Linked DNA regions of Homo sapiens: region 1 is linked to region 2. Evidence: chromatin loops called from intact Hi-C (ENCODE). Cell type or tissue: Caco-2. All regions are shown on one strand.

Region 1 (4,000 bases), 94 kb before region 2:
TGCCTGTAATAGACTAGCAATGAGTTTTATACCTTTAAATGTTTTCTTTTTGCACATTTTTTTTCTCTGAGATTGAAGAACTCCCTTTAGTGTTTCTTGTAAAATGAGTCTGGTGATGGTGAATTTTCTCAGTGCTTGTTTGTCTGGGAAAGACTTTATCTTTCCTTTTTTGTAGTTGAAGGATGGGTTTGCTGAATATAATATTCTTCAATGGCAGTTGTTTCTTTCAGCACTTTGAAAATGTCATCCCACTCTCTCCTGGCTTATTTGGTTCCCATTGTGGAGTCTGTTGCCAAACAAATTGAAGCTCCTTTATATGTTATTTGCTTTTTTTTAACTTGCTACTGTTAAGAGCCTCTCTTTGTCCTTGACATTTGAGAGTTTGATTATTATATGCCTTGGGGTAGTTTTATTTAGGTCAAATCTGTTCGTGTTCTCTGGCCTGAATATTGATATTTTTCTTAGATTTTGGGAAGCTTTATTTTTTTGAATAAACTTTCTACTCCTGCTCTTGCTCAGCTCCTTGAATACCAGTAATTCTTAGATTTAGTCTTTTGAGGTGATTTTCTATATCTTCTAGGCAATCTTCATTCCTTTTTATTATTTTTTTTCCTCATCTATGTGTTTTAAAATAGCCTGCCTTCTAGCTTACTGATTGTTTTTTTCTGCTTGATCCACTATGTTGTTGAGAGCCTCTAATGAATTTTTTAGTTCAGCAAACGTATTTCTCAGTTCCACCAAGATTTGTTTGATTTTTTATTGTTTCAAACTCTGTTAATTTTCTCTGATACATTTCTAGATTGATTTTTTGTGTTATTTGGGATGTCACTGAGTTTCCATAAAATCACTATTTTGTATTCATGGTCCAAGAGCTCACATATCACTCTCTCGTTAGGGTTAGTCACTGGTTCCTTGCTTTGTCCATTTGAGGAGATAATGGTTTGCTGTTGTTTCTTTTGGATGTACATCTATGTCTTTGCATTGAAACATTATTTATTTATTTTAGTCTTCTCTGACTAGTTTGGTTTTTATTGGACATGTTTGCTTAGAGATTCTTTGTAACTTACCTGTTGAATTTCTTTTTTTTTTTCTGCTAGGTCACTCTGCCTCTTTTTTGGCACTAGATGGAGGCTTAATTCCAGCTTTGCCTCTGCCCTAGTAAAGGATCAGAGTGTTGCCTGTTAGGAATTGGGGAGGTCCCAAAGGTGATATCTCAGCAGTGTAGAAAGGCTGGCTAGGGGTTTGTGCCCAGGGGACCTGTGGAACGTACCTCCTACCTAGTGGTCCTGCCGAACAAGTACTCTGATTTGGTGTCTCCTTTGACTAAGTTAAAGAGCAGAGTTTCCAAGACTGGGAATGGTAGTCCTGCCTTCCCCATCTGTCTCTGAGTGTCCTCAGGGCTGTTTCTCCCTTTGTGTACTCATGATGCTTCCCATGGATTGGGTCAGGGACAGGTCTTCTGTCAGGACCCCAAGATGGTGGGGGAAACTGGTTGTCTACTTCAGTCTCACTTTTTCCAGTTTAGACACTGTGAGTCAGGGAAATTTTCCACATACTTGGTGTCAGGCAGGTTGTGGGGAGGGGTGTCATAGATATTGAATTCTGATTCTTTTTCTGTCTGCTTGGAGTCTTTTTCACTTTTTTGTGTCCCTTGGAACCATTTGATCTACATATTTGAGTTCTGGGCTATTACTAGCAATAATCTCAGCACCATATATTTGTTTTTGGTTTTCTCTAGTGAGGGAATGAAGCCAGCTTACTTCTACTTACTATTTTGGAACCCAAAACCGGTTTCAGAACTCTTAATGGTGTTAATAAAAGCCACTAAAAAGAAGACTGCAAAAATGAGGTTTCTATGCTTTTCTGCTTTCAAAGATGTTATACTGCGGAAAACATTTTGAAAGCTGAAGTATGATATAAAAATGATTTCTTTTCCTACTGGATCATCTTTTTAGGTGATTCCATTTTATTTTTAAATTATTTTATTTTTAGCATATCTCCTAAGAAATAATTCATGAGTAATGATTAAATAAACCCTAGGATGATGCAATACTAAAATACAGAGCATAGGAAAAACAGGATCCCTAAGATTCTATTATGCATCTTAAATTTATAAAGAGGATGAATACATTCATATAGTAATTGTAGGATAGAATCAGTTTTATTCTGTTAAAAAAAAAGAATCCTTTTTTCTTTGGAAGACTTCTAAGAAAATAAGATATAAAATATTAATGTTTACAAATAAATTTGCTCAAAGAAGAAACTCAAAGATAAAAGACACTGGTGGTATATAATGACTAATGTAACTACGTTCTTCAATTTTATTTTACAACCAAAGCTGAGCTGATTTATATTTCCTTCCCCTGTCTCAGGGTTAGCTGTTGTAATTCATTACAAAATAAGAATAATTTGCCTAAATAAGATACTCTTTATCTTAAAGGTCAAAGCACATCATAATATACTGCTAGTTGATTTATCTTTGTCCAATCTAGTAAAATTTTTTGCATTTAAAAATAGAAAATATTATATATGATGTATTTAGTAAACACCTATCCATTGGGATATCTGAATGTCATTTTAGTTAGAAATACCTAAAGTATTAAAATCATTTTTCAGGTTTCCACATAAGAAAGGTATGTCTGTCATGTAGATCGCACTGTAGAAATCAGTTCATAGTAGAACCATACTGTGTAAATTGCAATCTAAGAGAATTATCAAGGACCAAAGTAAAGTCAAGGGGATCAATGACTAATATGCAGTAATATTTACCTTAGCCCTCAGGCAGATATGTGAAAAGATGTGTAAAGTTAAGAAATACCTGTAAACTCCAGATACAAAGGCTTTCTGCAAACAAAGACCTTTGCTTCTTTCTAGGAATTTTTGCTGGTTTTACTGTGGAATGAGAACCCAAACTGTTTTGTGATTAAGTTAAACAGGTACATGATTCAAGCAGTAGGTTTTGTAGGTTATATTCTTGAAAGAAGGCCTGGGAATTTTTGAAGCCTTGGAAAGCCTTGGGTTTTTTTGTTGGTTTGTTTTTCACTTGAGAGTGTTTTTAAACTAGAAAACAATTTAAATATATGCGTGATGAGGATTCTGGGGAGGTGAGGAAGGCATCTTTGTTGCATGTCAGAGACAGATAAAACTTTCACATTGTAGGCTGGGCACCATGGCTTACACCTGTAATCCCAGCACTTTGCGGGGCCGAGGCAGGCAGATCACCTGAGGTCAGGAGTTCAAGACCAGCCTGGCCAACATGGTGAAACCTCGTCTCTACTAAAAATGCAAAAATTAGCCAGATGTGCTGGCGGGCACCTGTAATCCCAGCTACTCAGGAGGCTGAGGCAGGAGAATCACTTGAAACCGGGAGGCAGAGGTTGCAGTGAGCTGAGATTGCGCCACTGCACTCCAGCCTGGGTGACGAGTGAGACTCCGTCTCAAAAAAAAAAAACAACAAAAAAAAACTTTCAGATTGTAAAAAGGGCAGATAAGAGGAAGCAGGAGTAGGAGGATGTGCTCATAGAGAATATGAGAACCTGTTTCATCTCTGTACTTTGAAGGTAGGGGTGGACAGTTCACAGAATAGGTTTAAATCTAGGAACTGAGTCAGTCCCAGGTGCCTTCCTTAAATACTTGTGGGTTGAATGACTGTCTTAACCCATCTGAAACCAATCTAGGATTAAAATTTTAGAAGACAGTGGAGTTTAATTGGCTGCTCTCCTCTCTTAGGCTCTTGGAGAAGTCAGTGCTGTCAGCAAACATCTGTTTAAACATGTGGAATAGCTGTACTTTGGAGAGCAAAAGTTATTTTAGTACTTTAGGAATATGAAGTAAATTACGTATAAGTTTATTTGCTTTTAAATTTTTGAGAAACTTCTACTTCCAGTATGGAGAAGTAAGCTCTTGCACATGACTGAAAACCTAGAAAAAAAAAACAAAAAAATCAATTACTTGTGGGGTCTGGAACAAAAAACAGATAGATTTTGGAGGGTATCAAACT
Region 2 (4,000 bases):
AACAGACTGGCACCATGGAATCTAAACATGGTAAGGAGGGAAGTAAGGACATAGAGATGAAGAATATGAAAAAGGGCTAGAACTGTGGACTGGAGGACTTCATAAGGTTGCAGAATTTCTGGACTTGGAGAACTAGAGCAGCTGAGCTGAATGGATGAGAAGTTGTGGTCAAAGAATAGGATTCTGGAAGTCAAGATTTCAGAGGTAGTGCAGTTTGAGGGATGATTAGTTCAGGAATGTGTCTCTGAAATTTGATGGCTAAGGTCAGATCTGGGGAAGATTATTAGAGGTGACAGAGTCAGGGAACTAAGAGGCCAAGGTGTTGGATTAATCATCTGTGAGGAGGTTGAAGTCACCTAGAATGGTGACAAGAGTAGGGGTAGGAACGAAGAGAAGGATCCAGGTAATAGAAAGAATGAACATGTGAATCTGCATGAGTCTACTCAGGCTGCCACGACAAAGTACAGCAGACTGGATGGCTCAAACCACAGACAATTATTTTCTCACAGTTCTGGAGGCTACAAGTCCAACATCAAGATGTTGGAAAAGTTCAATTCTTCTTAGGCCTCTCTCCTTGGCTTATAGATGGCCACCTTCTCCCTGCCTTCACCTGGTCTTCCCTGTGTGTGTGTGTGTGTGTGTGTGTGTGTGTGTGTCCTAATCTCTCTTCTTATAGGGACACCAATCATTATCAGATTGGAGCCCATTTATATGACCTCATTTTACCTTAATTACCTCTTTAAAGGCCCTATCTCCAAATATAGTCAACATTCTGAGGTACTTGGGGTTAGGACTTCAACATAGGAATTTTGGAGGGACACAATTCAGCCCATAACAATATTTCCCAAGAAGATACTCCTTGGTTGGTCCTTGATTGGACTTGGCAGTATCCTGAAAGGTCTTTGCTTCGGCAAAAACTTGGGGAACATTGAATGTTATGATGGTACCATTTAAAAAACAAGGAAACCCTTAGGAAACTAATCCACAACACATCTACAGAAACCTCTCTTACGGTCCTTTCTGTTTGGAGATGGTATGTTATTGACTCCTACTTAACCTCAATTCTGGTCTTACCCCTTATGTTGGGCTGTCCTCTGAGAGCCCTCTACTCCCCTACATAACAAAAAACTCAATAAACCCTGGAATCTTCTCTGTGATAGTTAATAAAGCCTACCATATGAATGTGTATATGTGTGTGAAATGTGATGTTTATAGTAGATGTCAATCTACTTCTATGTGTTTTTATATAAATGAGAATAAAACATTTTAATCCCCTTTAACTTTGTGTCTGTATGTATGATGGGCTGCATTTTGAAATCTTCATGCAGGCCTGGCCTCGGTATAGAGTTCTGAAGACAACAGTTTTATCTCTGTAAGCTGTAGGAGCATTTGGACTCCTCCCTGCCTAATCTTGTACAAGGTTTTTTACAAACAATGCCCCCTGGGAAGTCTATGGCCGCCTTCTGACCTTCTAAGCCAGATACCAGGTTACTGACTTCAGGGTGGTCCTCATGAATAATGTTTTGTTTGGGGCCAGGAACATTTTTAAGGATGTGAAAGCGCTTGCAGCATGAGGAGAAAATGAAATCTTGATACTACAGTTTTGTAAGATATTGAAGCGAAGTTCCCATGTCTTAAATAAAACAGCAAAATGTGAAAGACTCAAAGCTGTTGTTACAAGGTTTGCCCTATGAAATATGCTTTCTCTTTGGCCTCCTTAAATTCCCTCAGTCATGCTTGCTTTGCTTTCTTTCAGTACTCCCAAATGAGAGAAGCTTTCAGAATGCTGCTAAAAGCAATAATTTGGATCTTATGGAGAAGCTGTTTGAAAAGAAGGTTAACATTAATGTTGTGAACAATGTGAGTAGAAGTCATAAATATGACAAGTGACTTCTCCAGTAATGGCTTGGATTTACACAGGACATCTGAAATAATAATAAAAATAAAAATCATGGTGCTGGCTGAGATAAGGGAGAGCTGCTTTGTTGGTAATCCCGGGGTGTTTAAGCTAAAAGGTGGAGTCAAACAGTGGAAGAGGCTCTGGGTGTTTTAATTCCTCTTCCAAGAAGGGGAGTGCACAGAATCTTCATGCCTATCTGTTCAAAGTCTGTGGGTGGGCAGTAAAGCCAGCTGTCAGGGTTGCAGGCCCGGACTTGGTCCTGGATTGTCGCCTGTGGATCAGTTTGGCCTCACACATTCTGGAAAGGCAGAACATTTTTTTGCTATACAATCTGGGTTGTTTTCTTGCCAATGATGTCCTTTGTGGTTCTGTTTTTCCAAATTTAAAAATCTAAAGAGGCGTGTGGATTTTCATTATACTGGTTTTGAAATGTAGTGCGTCTCCCTCTTGGGCAATGAGGCCTTATCTAAAACCTGGCTCTTACTTGTTCTTTAAGTGCCGGGTTTTAGCGGAGGGAAAGTCCACTGCCATAAATTTGGATTCTTTACTGCTTGCTTTTGTGAGGATTTCCTGATAGTCCTTTGAGGCCAGGTTTATCAAAGTGAAGGTTGGAGGCTGTGTCAATTGCTTAGGACAATTTGTGGAGTGGTTCAAGGTGGGTGTGGCAGAGGTGGATTTAATGGTATACGAAGCATAAGCTTCAGGGCCCTTGCTTGTACAGGCCCCTTGTAAGGCACTGAGAGGGCTCTAGTAATATGTTCCTATGACTATATGATTTTGTAAAATCTGAAAAAATGTAAGGCATTTTAACTGCAATTATTTAAGCTTTCTGACTCTGGCTTTAAGGAAGACTCCCTAAATAGTCTAAACTCAGGTTTCACAAAACCTGTGTCTGTCGCAGGCAGTAAGGTCCTAGAAACTGAAGCTGCAGAATCTGAAATCATGTCCCACGTGCAGTGGAAGAATGTTGTGCATGTGGCGGCAGTAGGGGGGTGGTGTGGCTTTGTGCTTATGTGTGGGGATGAGTGTGGGGATTGGTATGTCTGTGTATAATGTGTGTGTGTGATGTGTTATGGGTGTATATATAGTGCTCATGTTCCATAGATATCCTAGAATAGGAAAGCAGCAACATTTTGTAGCGTAACAATTTTAGGGACAAAAAGAAAAAAAAAGAAAGGAATCAAGAAAGGAAGGAAAGGCAGAAAGGAGAAAGGATGGAAAAGAGGAAAAAGAAAAGAAATAAGCAAGTCTCTTTGAAGGGAATATTTGTATAGTTTCAAAAATATTTGTGGATAGATATCTTTGAAGATTATTATGACCGTGGAAGGTTAACTGTGGGAGTAAGTGAAGCAATAATCACTTTTCCAAGTAGCAGGAAATAGATTCTCTAGTATACTATTCAAAACATTTAACATTTTTCCATATACAACTTTCTGTTATTTTAAACTTTTTCTTAATATTAAAGTACTTGGGAGAGATACTACAATCTGATATACTTTAACTTGCAGTGTGGCAAGTTATTATAAACTCCTAATGAATTGTATTATACTTTCTAATGACATCTGTTTACTGTTTACAGCAAATTGTTGACATGGTTACTTGTAGAGTTCCTTAAAACCAGTGATGATGGAGATTTTAAAAATATAAGTAATTTTATTGAATTATCTTGGGTGCAATTTTGGCTTACATCCTTATTCACAAGTAAAATTAATAGTGGAGCTTATAAGCCCATATTTGACATAGTAGAGCAAAGCTCCAGATTTCAGACAAAGTCATAATAACTGATGGGTTTTTTTGTTTTGTTTTGTTTTGTTTTGAGATGGAGTCTTGTGCTGTCACCGAGGCTGGAGTGCAGTGGTGCAATCTCAGCTCACTGCAACCTCCACCTCCTGGGTTCAAGCAATTCTCCTGCCTCAGCCTCCCTAGTAGCTGGGATTACAGACGCACGCCACCACACCCGGCTAATTTTTGTATTTTTAGTAGTTACAGGGTTTCACCATGTTGGCCAGGCTGGTCTCAAACTCCTGACCTCAGGTGATCCACCCGCCTTGGCCTCCCAAAGTGCTGGGACTACAGGCATGAGCCACCATGCCCAGCCAT

Evidence for each region. A loop is a pair of places that touch in the nucleus more often than their neighbours do. Peaks named below come from ENCODE experiments on the same cell type or tissue, not always from the same donor. Only the 100,000 strongest peaks of a DNase experiment are listed, where the experiment ranks them.
Region 1: it touches region 2 in a loop (3-fold over the local background); 4 of 110 quality-filtered maps call a loop at or near these places.

The regions. Positions count from the first base shown.
Region 1 is chr5:75,520,690-75,524,689 of GRCh38, forward strand. All of the region lies in intron 1 of POLK (DNA polymerase kappa), which reads left to right. Among named protein-coding and RNA genes, the nearest start is that of POLK, 11 kb to the left of the region's middle. In Caco-2, no CTCF peak of the experiment used is centred here; no DNase peak of the experiment used is centred here.
Region 2 is chr5:75,615,048-75,619,047 of GRCh38, forward strand. ANKDD1B (ankyrin repeat and death domain containing 1B) reads left to right here. Exons shown (of 14, transcript NM_001276713.2): 2 at 1,757-1,860. Among named protein-coding and RNA genes, the nearest start is that of ANKDD1B, 5.6 kb to the left of the region's middle. In Caco-2, no CTCF peak of the experiment used is centred here; DNase peaks (open chromatin) are centred at 2,127, 2,494 and 2,884.